Linked DNA regions of Homo sapiens: all the other regions are linked to region 3. Evidence: chromatin contacts called from ENCODE Hi-C or POLR2A ChIA-PET data. All regions are on one chromosome and are shown on one strand. Each heading gives the region's core, a stretch centred on a gene start or an enhancer-like site at or near the end of the contact. The rest is flanking DNA. Distances are from core to core; before and after follow the strand shown.

What was found. Hi-C counts contacts between places; a loop is a spot of excess contacts on that map. ChIA-PET counts read pairs that join two places held with the same protein, here RNA polymerase II (POLR2A). Pooled maps may share reads with other maps.
Region 1: a pooled map shows a loop between it and region 3 (5-fold over the local background). The contact joins the promoter of CAMSAP3 here to the promoter of ZNF557 in region 3. A Hi-C loop is called at or near these places in 1 of 50 pooled maps. POLR2A ChIA-PET finds 5 or more read pairs at or near these places in 4 of 52 experiments (HEK293, PC-3 and activated T-cell).
Region 2: a loop to region 3 is called in a pooled map, with 7 times the contacts of the local background. The contact joins the enhancer-like site here to the promoter of ZNF557 in region 3. A Hi-C loop is called at or near these places in 4 of 50 pooled maps. POLR2A ChIA-PET finds 5 or more read pairs at or near these places in 2 of 52 experiments (activated CD8-positive, alpha-beta T cell and activated T-cell).
Region 4: a loop to region 3 is called in a pooled map, with 5 times the contacts of the local background. The contact joins the promoter of TUBB4A here to the promoter of ZNF557 in region 3. A Hi-C loop is called at or near these places in 7 of 50 pooled maps. POLR2A ChIA-PET finds 5 or more read pairs at or near these places in 2 of 52 experiments (MCF 10A and activated CD4-positive, alpha-beta T cell).
Region 5: a loop to region 3 is called in a pooled map, with 6 times the contacts of the local background. The contact joins the promoter of FCER2 here to the promoter of ZNF557 in region 3. A Hi-C loop is called at or near these places in 2 of 50 pooled maps. POLR2A ChIA-PET finds 5 or more read pairs at or near these places in 2 of 52 experiments (HepG2 and activated naive CD8-positive, alpha-beta T cell).

Annotation. Positions count from the first base shown.
Region 1 is chr19:7,594,559-7,597,301 of GRCh38, forward strand. It overlaps CAMSAP3 (calmodulin regulated spectrin associated protein family member 3), which reads left to right and starts at 1,305. Exons shown (of 17, transcript NM_020902.2): 1 at 1,305-1,592. The coding sequence starts at 1,445. RefSeq lists a silencer at 1,005-1,444 and an enhancer at 2,284-2,743.
Region 2 is chr19:7,656,089-7,658,788 of GRCh38, forward strand. No RefSeq gene overlaps it. Among named protein-coding and RNA genes, the nearest start is that of RETN, 12 kb to the right of the region's middle. RefSeq lists an enhancer at 2,064-2,183. Within about 2 kb of position 1,288, at least 11 of the 41 ENCODE cell types and tissues checked have a DNase peak (open chromatin) inside an H3K27ac peak, as active enhancers do.
Region 3 is chr19:7,068,402-7,071,106 of GRCh38, forward strand. ZNF557 (zinc finger protein 557) reads left to right here and starts at 1,302. Exons shown (of 8, transcript NM_024341.3): 1 at 1,302-1,372; 2 at 2,161-2,252.
Region 4 is chr19:6,500,937-6,503,743 of GRCh38, forward strand. It overlaps TUBB4A (tubulin beta 4A class IVa), which reads right to left and starts at 1,373. Exons shown (of 4, transcript NM_006087.4): 1 at 1,220-1,373; 2 at 579-687; 3 at 351-461. The coding sequence starts at 1,276. RefSeq lists silencers at 890-999, 1,170-1,349, 1,360-1,629.
Region 5 is chr19:7,700,723-7,703,441 of GRCh38, forward strand. It overlaps FCER2 (Fc epsilon receptor II), which reads right to left and starts at 1,409. Exons shown (of 11, transcript NM_001220500.2): 1 at 1,293-1,409. LOC105372262 (a long non-coding RNA gene) reads right to left here. Exons shown (of 5, transcript XR_936296.2): 5 at 2,358-2,399. RefSeq lists an enhancer at 1,296-1,405.

The DNA of each region.
Region 1 (2,743 bases), core at 55-2,554, 530 kb after region 3:
GCAGTGGCACTATCTCAGCTTCTGCCTCCCTGGTTCAAGCGATTCTCCCGCCTCAGCCTCCCGAGTACTTGGGATTACAGGCATGCACCATTATGCCCGGCTAATTTTTAAAAATTTTATTTTTAGTAGAGACGGGGTTTTGCTATGTTGGCCAGGCTACTCTTGAACTCCTGGCCTCAAGTGATCTGCCCGCCTTGGCCTCCCAAAGTGCTGGGATTACACTCGTGGCCACCGCTCTCGGCCTGAAATACACACACTCTCAATGTCTCTCCATACTCCTGCATTGACAGAGGCATCAATAACAGCCTCATACAACACACCAGTACGTTCAGATGCACAGAGATAGACATACTCACAGCACTCCAAAAACACACACACAGCCGGGCACGGTGGCTGCCGCCTGTAATCCCAGCACTTTGGGAGGCTGAGGCGGGTGATCACCTGAGGTCAGGAGTTTGAGACTAGCCTGGCTAACATGGTGAAACCCCAACTCTACTAAAAATACAAAAATTAGCCGGGAGTGGTGGCGCAACCCCGTAATCCCAGCTACTCGGGAGGCTGAGGCAGGAGAATCGCTTGAGCCTGGGAGGCGGAGGTTGCAGTGAGTCGAGATCGCGCCACTGCACTCCAGCCTGGGAGACAGAGTGAGTGAGACCCTGTCTCAAAAACAAAAACAAAAACAAAAACAAAAAACAGACACACACTCATCACTTCCATCCATCCTCAGGATACAGACATCTATATAATACATATCCTTGTACACACAACAAATTAAACACACACTTACACGTGCCCAGATACATACCCCACACACACACACCCCTAGACACCCCCCAATACACTTGGTCACCACCCAAATGTATTCAGAGATACACAGATACGAAGACACTCATATTCTTGTGCCTTCACTAACATAATCAGAAACAGGTGCACCCAACCACTCTCTGCCTGAGGGCCGGCGTTTATTGCAAGCACTTGCAGGAGCTCCTACGCCTAAGGGTAGACACTGGGGCTGGCACACACAGAGGGTCCCTAATCCTTTCCAGTAAGCTAGGCGCGCGCGCACACACTCACACACGCGCGCGCGCACACATACACACTCAGTCCTCCGCAAGCTCCCTCCACCATCGCCGCAGTCCAGGCCGCCCCCCTCCGCCCCGCCCCTGCTGCTCCGTGCACACTGCAGTGAGGGGCCCGGGCGGGGCGCAGGGGCGCGCCAGGGTCCGGGTCCGGGTTCGGGGGCGGGGCGCACCTGGGCTCCTCCCCGGGGCGGGCCCGACGCAGCGTCGCCAGCGCAAGCGGCCGCACCTGGCTCAGCAGCGGCGGCGGCGGCGGCGGCGGCAGCGGCGGTAGCAGCAGCGGGCCCGGCTGGGGCGCGAGCGCGGCGCAGCCCAGCCCAGCCCAGTCCGAGCGCGGACCCGGCGCCCGCAGCCCCGGCGCCGCCATGGTGGAGGCGGCGCCCCCCGGGCCCGGGCCGCTGCGGAGGACCTTTCTAGTGCCCGAGATCAAGTCGCTGGACCAGTACGATTTCTCGCGGGCCAAGGCGGCGGCCAGCCTGGCGTGGGTGCTGCGGGCCGCGTTCGGGGGCGCAGGTACCGGGGCTCGGGGGACCGGGGTCGGGGGCGGCGGGCCGGGCGCGGCAGGTGCTGGGGGGGGGCGGGGCGCCGGGCCGGGAAGGCAGGGGGCCGTGGGAACAATAGCGCCGGCCGCCGGGGGTCCCCGGGCTCGGGCCCCTGCCGCGCCGGGGCCTCCGAGCTTCCTGCTCGGCCCGGGCGGTGGACTTTGCCCCGCCGGCTGCGGGAGCGCGGTGGGGGTGGGGCCCGCGGCCCAGCTCCGCGCGGGGGTCCCCGGCGTCCAAGCCTCCAGGTGAGCCGGGCGGGGTCTGCGGGCCGGGTGGGGTCTCCCCGTGCGGACCTCTCGTTCCCGCCTCCCGCACCCCCAAGGCCTTCCCTTGCACGCCTTCTTCTCTTTTACACACATCACGCCCCTGCGAGGATCTCCTCTCGGTCTCTTCCCCCGCCACACACCCTGGAGACCCAGACCCCGACCTCGCTGGGGGGTCTCGAGCGCTCCGGTCTCCACCACCGCACGACCCCCAGGCCCCAACACACACCCCGCGTCGGCCCTGGCCGCGCTGCGGGCGGCGACCGGGGAGCTCTGGGAACCCCCTTTCGCCTCCATAGCCCCCTCCAGCGCCTGGCAGCTGCGACTTATGGCCCCATTTTACTGGGGAGGTTGGCGAGCCCAGCTGAAGGGAAATGGGTAGTACAAGATCGCCTGGGGTGGGCCCCCCGCTCCTCCCGGCTGCGGGGCCTTCTCCCATTAGAGCAGATCCTTCACTCCCTCCCCCAGGCCCGCTTGCCTGAGAGCCCGAGCCACCCTAATGGGGAGGATGCCGTAATCCCGGGTCCCCGGGATTAGAGGCCCTGGAAACACTCAGTCTCGGCTTTGGGCAGCTTCACAACCCCAGGCCAGAGCTAGGAGTCAGGGCCTGGCCAGAGAAGACAGGGGTTAATTAAGGTCTGGGCTTTCCAGCGGGGAGCTGTGGGGGTACATCCTTTTCTCCCACTGGTTCTGCCCACTGGTGTTGGCACAGCCCATCCCCCCTCTCCCTGGCCTTCCCAGATCAACCTGTTCTGGGTGTGGGTCTCAGTGACAGCTGTCCGTCTCCTGGTTCCGCCCCAGCCTGTCCCTCTTTCTCCCAGACAGTCTCTGTCTGCGTCGTTCCATGCATGCATTTCCC
Region 2 (2,700 bases), core at 38-2,537, 590 kb after region 3:
GAGTGCAGTGGCGCGATCTCGGCTCGCTGCAGCCTCTGCCTCCCGGGTTCAAGTGATTCTCCTGCCTCAGCCTCCCAAGCAGCTGGCATTACAGGCATGTGCCACCACGCCCGGCTAATTTTTGTATTTTTAGCAGAGACAGGCTTTTTCCATGTTGCCTAGGCAAATCTCGAACTCCTAATCAAGCAGTCCACCCGCCCTCAGCCTCCTTCATTCACTTCTGAGATGATTCAGTTTCTGTCTCTGTTGGCAGCTGGGAAAGTTCTGAAAAAAGAATGAAGAGCAGTCCAGGCGTGGTGGCTCGCAACTGTAATCCCAGCACTTTGGGAGGCTGAGGTGGGCAGATCACCTGAGCTTGGGAGTTGGAGACCAGCCTGACCAAAAAGGTGAAACCTCACCTCTACTAAAAATACAAAAATTAGCTGGAAATGGTGGTGGATGTCTGTAATCCCAGCTACTCAGGAGGCTGAGGCAGGAGAATCGCTTGAGCCTGGGAGGCAGAGGTTGCAGTGAGCTGAGATTGTCCCACTGCCCTGCAGCTTGGGTGACAGAGTGAGACTCTGTCTCAAAAAAAAAAAAAAGAAAAAGAAAAAGTAAAGACAATGGCATCAGACAAATTCTGGCTCTGAAATCTAGGCTAGCTGGCCTGGTGACTTTTTTTTTTTTTTTTTCATAGAGATGGGGTCTTGCTATGTTGCCCAGGCCGGGTTTTGAATTTTTGGCCTCAAGCCATCCTCCTGCCTCAGCTTCCCAAAGTGCTGGGAATATAGGTGCCCCACTTTTTTTTTTTTTTTTTGAGACAGAGTCTCATTCTGTCACCCAGGCTGGAGTGCAGTGGCGCAATCTTGGCTCACTGCAAACTCCACCTCCCAGATTCAAGCGATTCTCCCACCTCAGCCTCCCGAGTAGCTGGGATTACAGGTGCCCACCATCACACCCAGCTAAGTTTTGTACTTTTGGTAGAGACAGGGTTTCACCATATTGGCCAGGTTGGCCTCGAACTCCTGACGCCAGATGATCTGCCCGCCTCGGCCTCCCAAAGTGCTAGGATTACAGACATAAGCCACCGTGCCCTGCCCTTTTTTTTTTTTTTTTAAGAGTCTCTGTCTGTCACTTAGGCTGGAGTGCAGTGGTGCAATCATAGCTCACTGCAGCCACAAACTCCCGGGCTGAAGCAATAGATCCTCCCCCTTCGGCCTCCTAAGTAGTGGCTGGGATTACACGGGCATGCCACCACACCCAGCTAATTTTTAAAAAGTTTTTGTAAAGACGGGGGTTTTCCTGTGTTGCCCAGGCTGAACTCAAACTCTTGAGCTCAACGGATCCTCCTGCCTTGGTCTCCCAAGGAGCTGGGATTATAGGCGTGAGCCACTGTGCCTGGCCCTGGTGACCTTTTGACAGTAGCCCCGCCTTCCCCAGCGTGGGTTTTGCCCTCTGTAATGTTGCGTAGGGCTGTTGCGATCACAGAAGGTGGTGGAGTGTGAGTACTTCTGGGGTACTTGCCGGAGGCTGGGGATTTGTGGAGGTGTGTGGCTCAGTTTTATTCCAGGAAACCGTGGCCAGACGGGCCTGTCAGCACCTTCCCTTTCATCTACAGTTCCTCAATTGGGGGGGTGTGAGTTGTTTCATAAGCCCCTCCCCCTCATTTCTTGCAGGAAAGTGGTAATGCAAAGAAACTTTTATTTTATCCACATCTATATTCTTTGTAACCTTTTAAAATAAGATACTTGGCCTGGCGCCTGTAACCCCAGCATTTTGGCAGGCTGAGGCAGGCAGATCACTTGAGTTCAGGAGTTCAAGACCAGCCTGGCCAACAGGGTGAAACCCCACCTCTACTAAAAATACAAAAATAAGCTGGGCACGGTGGCGCACGCCTGTAATCCCAGCACTTTTGGAGGCCAAGGCGGGCAGATCACCTGAGTTCGAGAGTTTGACACCAGCCTGACCAACGTGGAGAAACCCCCGTCTCTAATAAAAATACAAAGTTAGCCGGGCGTGGTGGCGCACGCCTGTGATCCCAGCTACTCGGGAGGCTGAGGCATGAGAATTGCTTGCACTCGGGAGGTGGAGGTTGCAGTGAGCCGAGAGGGTTAGGGTTAGGGTTCAGGAGGAAGGAAAAACCTAGGGTGTTTAGCCCCGGAAATCTCTCTTTTGATGTTCACTGCCTCGAGGTTCTTGCTACCTCTTGCTCCAAGTCACAGCCTGGCCCCAGCAGGTCATGCCAGAGCCCCCAGCCTGTCCTCTGCCAAGCGGTGGTCCTGGCAGCTGCTTAGACTCCCACTCCGAAGCTGGATCATCTGTAGATGGGAAGTGTTTGCATAAATGGGGCCAAGGAGTGCTCTCCAGCTCTTTGGTAAAGAAGCCTGACAGCCGCCAAGGCTTTTACTTTTATTTTCCATCCTTCACCCGGGAGGGGAAGCAAGTATCACTGTGTTCTGATTTGGCAGAGCCACCTGTCATTGCAACTTGTCACCAGGGCAACAAGTCACCATCTTAGTAAGGCAGCCAATGAGAAGCATGGGTTTCCTCTGGTGGTCGGTTTCACAGAACGGCAACAGTTTCTAGGCATCCGAGTGATACCAGAACTCTTTGTTCAAATAAGGCTTCAAGGACAGATGTATAGTGACAGAGAGGAGAACAAGCTGGTAGCAATTATGAATTTTCACAAGGAAAACTAGTTGTGGGGAGCAGAAAAATCCT
Region 3 (2,705 bases), core at 52-2,551:
TCCTATGAATCCAACACCTATTTTCTCCACCAGAAATGTAGTTCTCTTTTCAGTAGATCCAGATGTGCACTAGACAATTAATCAGCTTTGGCTTTCACTTGGAGACATCCCTCCCTAGTCCTCCCTCCCCTCGTCCCCCTCTGGATGGGAGAAATATGCATACATGATCCCATTTTTGAAAGAAATTAGGAAGCTCAAAATCACACAAAAAGGCTGGGTGTGGTGTGGCTCACACCTGTAATCTCAGCACTTTGGGAGGCCGAAGTGGGGTATGACTTGAGGCCATGAGTTCTAGACCATCCTGGGCAACACAGACCTCCTCTCTACAAACAAATACAAAAATAGTCAGGCTTGGTAGTGTGGGAGGCCCGGGTGGAAGGATGGCTTGAGCTCAGGAGGTCGAGGCTGCAGTGAGCTATGATTGCACCACTGCACTCCAGCCTGGGCCACAGAGTGAGACCCTGTCTCAAAACAAACAAACGAAAAGCCACACACACACACACACACACACACGCCCTAAATGTGTGGCTATATCATTTTAACAGGCGGTGAATGTGGAGAAATGACTGAAGAAAACTTTAAAGAGTTCATTTTGCATCCTGCTACCTGAACAGTTTTAAAATCCACAAAAAGCCCTACACCCAAAAACTGACCTCCACCAAGTCTTGTCCTCTCAGCCTACTAGCTCAACCCCATTCCATGCCCCACCACTGCCTTATCTTGTCCACATACTCGCCCACCAAACCTGGTATTAACCCACAGCAAGATCCGCCCATCAAACCTAATGCCCGCCCACAACCTCGCCCCGGAACTTAGTCTCTGTCCTGACAGCCCCGCCCCCATGCCTGGTACCGCCCACGGTCCCGCCCCAGAACTTCTCCCCACCCCCGGAGCTGATCTCCACCCACACTCAGCCCTGCCTCCAGGCCTGGTACCGCCCACAGCCCCGCTCCAGAGTTGGTCCCCGCCCCCGGAACTGGTCCCCGTCAACACTCAGGCCCGCCTCCAGGCCTGGTACCGCCCACAGCCCCGCTCAAGAGCTAGTTCCGCCCCCAACCCTGCCACAGACCCGCGCCAGGACGACCCTGCCTCCGCGGCTGTCCCTAGCCAGGGCCCAACCTGGTTCTATTAATAACTAAGCAAACTAGAACACCTCAGCCGGAGGCTGGGGTGCGCGGCTGCTGCACCTGCAGCCTGAACCCGGGGGTCCTGACACGCCGCATTTTGGGCTGGGACCAGCTGGAGCCGGAAGCGGAGGTGCAGTGTGGCTAGCCGGAGACCGGAAGCGGAAGCGCGCTTGTGTCTTGTGAGAAGAGCCGCGCTTGCAGCGTCTGGGAGAATCTTTCGGTCTCCGCGAGAGGTGCTTCATTCCGTGAGTCCGAGTCCAGAGAGGGGCCCCAGCCGCGGGCCTGCGTCCCTCCCGGGAGCCGGGTTTCCGCCCCTGAGGCCTCGGGCTGTGCGCTCAGTTAAGCCCGAAGCTGCTGTTTCCTCCGGTGTCCGGGCCCCGCGCCCCTGTCATCCTCACTCTGTCGTCCTCACCCTGTCGCCCTCACCCGGGGCGATTCTGCGCCCCAGGGGACTTTTGGCTATAGTTGGAGACGGTTTGGGATGTCACAAAATGGAGGGTAGGAGGGACTGTGCTACTACTGTAATCTAGAGGGTGGAGGCCAGGGATGCTAGCAGCTCAGCATCCTGCAGCGCGTAAAGCAGCCGCCGCCAGCAAAGACTCATCCAGCCCCAAATGTCATTAGTGCCCAGGTTGGGAAACCCTGCTGGAGGGCATTAAAATCTCTGCAGTCCTGAATACACTGTAGAAATTATTTAGAATTCAGCCGAGTCCACTTATAAGGCCTAAAGTGACGAATTTAAAGCATCTGGAGTCACCATACAATCTCCAGCCAAATGAGTTAAGCAAGTCAGATGAAAACAGCTTTAAGCTTCTTGTCCCATTTTAGGGACCAGATGGCTGGATAGGAATCTGGTGAATTCAGGCACAGCCAGTAGCCTGGGTTCTTATTCTTTAAATCAATTTTTTTTAAGTGAATGGGGTGGTCTTTCTATGCAACAACTGTATTAGTCTCAGTAAATACATTTTACTATACGTACATATTACTCCCTACAAAAGGCCTCATAAGCGATTTTTGTGCCCTTTTTATTTAGACGAAAAAAGTATAATTCAAGCTCAGATTTGTGTTGAAACCAGCCTCAAGTTTCACCTATCCTCACTGATCCGTGGACTTCTGTATGATCAGGTAGGTACCGTGTAGAACCTGCAAGTTGCAAGACTCCACTGTGTAGAAAACCTGTGAATGGATTTTTCCTGTGTTCAGGTTGTAAACACAAGGACTCACTAACAGTGAGGGTATTTTTTTTTTTTTTTTTGAGACAGAGTCTCACTCCGTTGCCCAGCCTGGAGTGCAGTGGTGCGATCTCAGCTCATTGCAACATCTGCCTCCCAGGTTCAAGCAGTTCTCCTGCCTCAGCCTCCCAAGTAGCTGGAATGACAAGGGTGCACCACCACGCCCAGCTAATTTTTGTATTTTTAGTAAAGATGGGGTGTTGCCATGTTGGCCAGGCTGGTCTCGAACTCCTGACTTCAGGTGATCCACCCACCTCGGCCTCCTAAAGTGCTGGGATTACAGGTGTGAGCCACGAGTGAGGGTATCTTAAAAATTATTTGTTTGATGCCTTATATTCAAGAGAAG
Region 4 (2,807 bases), core at 123-2,622, 570 kb before region 3:
CAGCTTCTAGAACAGGGCCTGGTATGCAGTGAGTGCTCACTGTTTGTTGAATGCATGAAGTGGCAGAATTGGGATGTGCACCCAGGCAGTCTGGTTCCGGTTCAGACCGTTGAATTAAAATGCCACCTCCTCCAGGAAGACTTCCCTGAATCCTTCTCTGTATCCGCCCTCCTCAGGGCTCTCACAGTGGCCTGAGCATCCCCTCATCACAGCCCTGGATGCAGGGCTGGTGCCTGGTGCCCTGTCCACCCCATCTCTGGTCTGTGGGCCCCGGTGGTGGCTGTTGACTCTGTGGTGTTAGCAGGAATAAGGAGGTTTTCCAGCCTCTGGCTCCCTGCTGGGGGACTCACCAAACACGAAGTTGTCCGGCCGAAAGATCTGACCGAAGGGGCCAGAACGGACAGAGTCCATGGTGCCGGGTTCCAGGTCCACCAGCACCGCTCTGGGGACATAATTTCCTCCTGCAGGGAAACAGATGGAGGGCAGTTCGATGCGTGCCAGGAACCACAGGCGCCCGGTAGCATCCTGTTCCCTCCCAGCTGCCCCTTCCCACCTGGAAGGTGCCTCCTTCGCCCTACCTGTGGCCTCGTTGTAGTACACGTTGATCCTCTCCAGTTGCAGGTCACTGTCCCCATGGTATGTGCCTGTGGGGTCGATGCCATGTTCGTCACTGATAACCTCCCAAAACTAGAGAGAGAGGTGGTCGGAAGAGTTGAGAGAGGGGAAGCCGGTGGCCAAGCCGAGGACTGCCCCCAGCCCCCAACTAGCTCCCTAGCTGCCACCTCTCCCCCAGCAAGGTGAACGGGGGACCTAGAGGCATGGTGTCGGGGCGAGGATGAGGCAGCAAGAAGGAGCGGTGGGGGCGGGGTGCAGCCGAGTCAGCACCCAGCGGGGCCGGCTGGTGCCAGCGCACCCAGGCTGCAGCCCGGGGGAGGCACCGGGGCTCTTTGTGCGTGAGGAGGGGACAGTGGCCCAGCTGTGGGCCCAGCTGTGACAGGCGGACAGAAGGCTGGCTCCCACTCTCCGCAGCCTCTTTGTTCCCAGTCTGGCCCTGCCACCCCCACCCCGCGACCCTTCCCCCAAGGCCCCTGGGGCGCGCTGGCCTCCTGGGGACCTCATTCCTTTCCAAAGACTCCCAGGTTGCGGGGTGCTCCGGGGACCGACCCCGCGGTGCTCCCCGGGGCCGCCACTGCCTCCCCGGGCCCCGTTCCCCGAGCACCTTGGCCCCGATCTGGTTGCCGCACTGGCCGGCCTGCAGGTGCACGATCTCCCGCATGGCGGTGGCGCTGAGGGTGGACGCGGCGGCGGTGGCACGAGCGCGGGGAGCTGCGGCGGCGGCGAGGGTGGAAGATGCGGCGGAGACGGCGGAGCACGGTCCCTGCGCCCCCGGGAGCCGCTATATGAGCGGGCGGGGCACGCGTCACGGCCGGTCACCCTCCCGCTCCGCCCCTTGGTCCCGCCCCGGGATGATGGAGGGGGCTGGGGTGGGGGGAGGTGGTGCAGGGACCTCCCTCCCCAGGGGGCCTCCCAGAGAAGTCCGGGACGCCACGTGCTCCGACCCCTGCCTTGGGGGTGAGGCCCCTTAGGGAGCCACCAGTGCAGTCTCCCCCGTCCCAGCCCCCAGCCAGGCTTGGCCACCCGCAGAAATTGGGCGGAGGAAGGGAGGGGAGCGCCTGGTAAACAGGCATCTGAGAAGTCCTGCCCCTCCCCCTTAGCCTCCACCCTCCCGCCCCAGGCCTTGCCTCAGTTTCTCGGTCCGCAGCCCCCCTTCTCATTCTATTTAGACCTCATTCGCCAGAATCCTTGCAGTAACCGCGAGCCCTCCCAGTGGGCTGGGGGCTCCGGAGCGGCGATCTGGTTTGCGGGTGGGGGGCGGTAGGTTCCTGGAGGGCTTGTCCTGAAGCTGCATAGTAAAACCACGATTTTCCTCCCATGATTGGGTGCAGATGCTGGTGGGCTCCCCTGGTACACCTCTACTGGGCATTGAGCTCGTCCCAGGTGGGGTCACCCCCAGCCTGGCCTAAGGAGGAGAGTGGAGGAGTAAGACAGCTGGGTTCATATTGGGAGGGGGACAGTGAGTCCCCAGGGCTGCCTCGCTTTCCCAAAATAACACCCCTCCTCTCCAGTATTGTAATTTATCTTTATCTATATCTATACCCTTTTTTTTTTTTTTTTGAGACAGAGTTTCGCTCTTGGCGCCCAGGCTGGAGTGCAATGGCCCAATCTCGGCTCACTACAACCTCAGCCTCCCAGGTCCAAGCGATTCTCCTGCCTCAGCCTCCCGAGTAGCTGGGATTACAGGCATGTGCCACCACGCCCGGCTAATTTTTTTGTATTTTTAGTAGAGACAAAGTTTCTCCATGTTGTTCAGGCTGGTCTCAGACTCCTGACCTCAGGCCATCTGCCCACCTCTGCCTCCCAAAGTGCTGGGATTACAGGCGTGAGCCAACGCGCCCGGCCTATATATATATATTTTCGGACAGGGTCTTGCTCTGTCCCTCAGGCTGTAGTGCAGTGGCATGCTCATAGCTCACTGCAGCCTCAATGTCCTGGGCTCAAGCAATCCTCTCACCTCAGCCTCCCAAGTAGCTGGGACTGCAGGTGCATGCCATCACGCCTGGCTAATTTTCAAGATTTTTTGTAGAGATGGGGTCTCGCTATGTTGTCCAGGCTGCTCTCCAACTCCTGAGCTCAAGAGATCCTCCTGCCTCAGCCTCCCAAAGTGCTGGGATTCCAGGCATGAGCCACTGCGCCCAGCTCAGTATTATAATTTATTACCCACCATCTCCCTTGCCTCTGCATTTCCT
Region 5 (2,719 bases), core at 159-2,658, 630 kb after region 3:
CAGGCTAGTCTCAAACTCCTGACCTCATGATCCGCCCGCCTCGGCCTCCCAAAGTGCTGGGATTACAGGCGTGAGCCACTGTGCATGGCCTATTTTTTTATTTTTTGAGATGGAGTCTCGCTCTGTCACCCAGGCTAGAGTGCAATGGCACCATCTTGGCTCACTGCAACCTCCACCTCCCGGGTTCAAGCGATTCTCCTGTCTTAGCCTCCCAAGTAGCTGGGACTACAGGCACCCACCACCACACCTGGCTAATTTTTGTATTTTAGTAGAGACAGGGTTTCACCATATTGATCAGGCTGGTCTCGAACTCCTGACCACAGGTGATCTGCCCTCCTCAGCCTCCCAAAGTGCTAGGATTACAGGCGTGAGCCACTGCGCCCGACCAAGTCCTCTGACTTTAAAGCATCTACTATGTGCTGAGGAGCATGGGACTTGGGGTCCTTCAGGCCTGGAGGTCACGGGCTACCTTCTTTCGCTGCTTGACTATAGGTAAGTCCCTTCTCTCGGAGCCTCAGGGAGGTGGGGTGTGGCGCGGCCAGGCTCTGATTAGCGGCAGCTCAAGCTGGCCCTTTTGACATTGTGAGAGGAACCCAGAGACCATCCTGGGACTGGAACTGTCCAGGGAGGCAGCTGGACAGACCTGAGTCCGAGTCCTGGCTTCTTCCTGGATGAGCAGCTCAGTTTGCTCATCTGTAAATTGGGAGTATTCAAAGCACCAGCACACAGTAGGTGCTCAGTAAACCTACTGGCAGGATGCTGGGGGACTGTCCTCATTCTGTGGGGCCTCTCTCAGTGGAACTGAGGTTCCAAGAGGGTAAGTCATTTGTCCCCATCACGCAGTGGTGGGACTGGAACTCAAACCCGGGACCCTTGAGCTGGGAGCCCATTTGCTCAATCATCTGGAGACATAATCTCATGGTGGGGTGTCTACTGGTAAGTGCTGGGTGGCAGGATCCCAACTCCAGGCCGTCCTTCTAACCCAAGAGGTCCTGCCTCTGCCTAGAGTCTTCCATGGCTCCCCAGGGCCCTCTATGATCGGCCCAGCGCACTCACCAAGCTCATCTCAGACCAGATGGCCTGCTTTCACTTCCCCAAATCAGGGACTCGAATGCCTCGAGATTCTGTCCACACTGCGGCCCCCACCCCCGCCCCCTCACCACCCACCACCTCCCTTCTCTGGTTGTGACCTCCTGCTGGTCATCCCTTGAGGCTCAGCCCAAGGTCGTTTCTTCCAAGGGCGCTTTGATCTCCACTTCCCATGGCCAACCCCCAACACACCAGATACGTACTCACTTAGTGGAGTTTGGAGCCTGTGTCTGTCCTCCTAGTGTGTTGGGGTCGACCAGAGCGATTGGCAGGGACCGTCAGAGACAGAGGTTTAAGCAGGAAGAGAGACACTTTCTTCTGAAAGTAGAGCCACTGACAGCTTCTATTTTCATAGACCTAAATATGGGCTTGCCACCCGGATAACATTACACGCATGGCCTCTCCTGGTGCTCCCCACACCCGGGTGAAGTCCGTGTTATTATTATCTCCATTTCTCAGGTAAGAGAATTGGGTGAGAACTAGAGATGTTAAGCAGCAAGTTCCCACAGGGCTGAAGGAGGTGAGTGGTAGCGTCAAGATGTGAACCACTGTTACTGCACACTGAATCATACCACTATGGCCGATCACAGAGGGCCCTGGGGAGCCACGGAAGGCTCTAGGCAGAGGCAGGGCCTCTTGGGTTAGAAGGACGGCCTGGAGTTGGGATCCTGCCACCCGGCACTTACCAGCAGACACCCCACCATGAGATTATGTCTCTTGATGATTGAGCAAATAGGCTCCCAGGTCAAATGTCCCAGGTTTGAGTCCCAGCAAGAAAAAAGGGAAGAGGAGAGAGAGGCAGAGGAAGGGGAAAAAAAAGACAGAAGGAAGGAGAGGGAGAAGGAGGAGTAGGAGGGAAGGAGGGAAGCGGGGGGAAAGAAAGATACGTGAGATAATATTCAGGTCAAATATGGACAGTTTTGGCTGGGCACGGTGGCTCACGCCTGTAATCCCAGCACTTTGGGAGGCTGAGGTGGGAGGATCACTTAAGCCTGGGAGTTCAAGACCAGCCTGGACAACATAGCAAGCCGTTGTCTCTACAAAAACTATAAAAACTAGCAGGGCATGGTGGTGCATGCCTGTGATCCCAGCTACTGGGGAGGCAGAGGTGAGTGGATCACTTGAGCCCAGGAGTTCAAGATCAGCCTGGGCAACACAGTGAGATGAAAGAAAGAAAGAGAGAGAGAAAGAGAGAGAGAGAGACCGGGCACAGTGGCTCACGCCTGTAATCCCAGCACTTTGGGAGGCCGAGGCAGGTGGATCATCTGAGGTCAGGAGTTCAAGGCCAACATGGTGAAACCCTGTATCTACTGAAAATACAAAAAAAAAAAAAAAAAAAAAAAAATTAGCTGGGCATGGTGGTGGGCACCTGTAATCCTAGCTACTCGGGAGGCTGAGGCAGGAGAATCGCTTGAATCCGGGAGGCAGAGGTTGCGGTGAGCCGAGATCGCGCCATTGCATTCCAGCCTGGGCAACAAAAGCTAAACTCTGTCTCACAAAAAAAAAAAAGAAAAGAAAAAAGAAAGAAAAACAGAAAAGAAACACCAAACTCCATCCCAGCCCCATCCTGGAACTAAGACTTCATCCCCATGTCCTCACAACATGGCCCAGCTGGACTTATTCCCAAGCT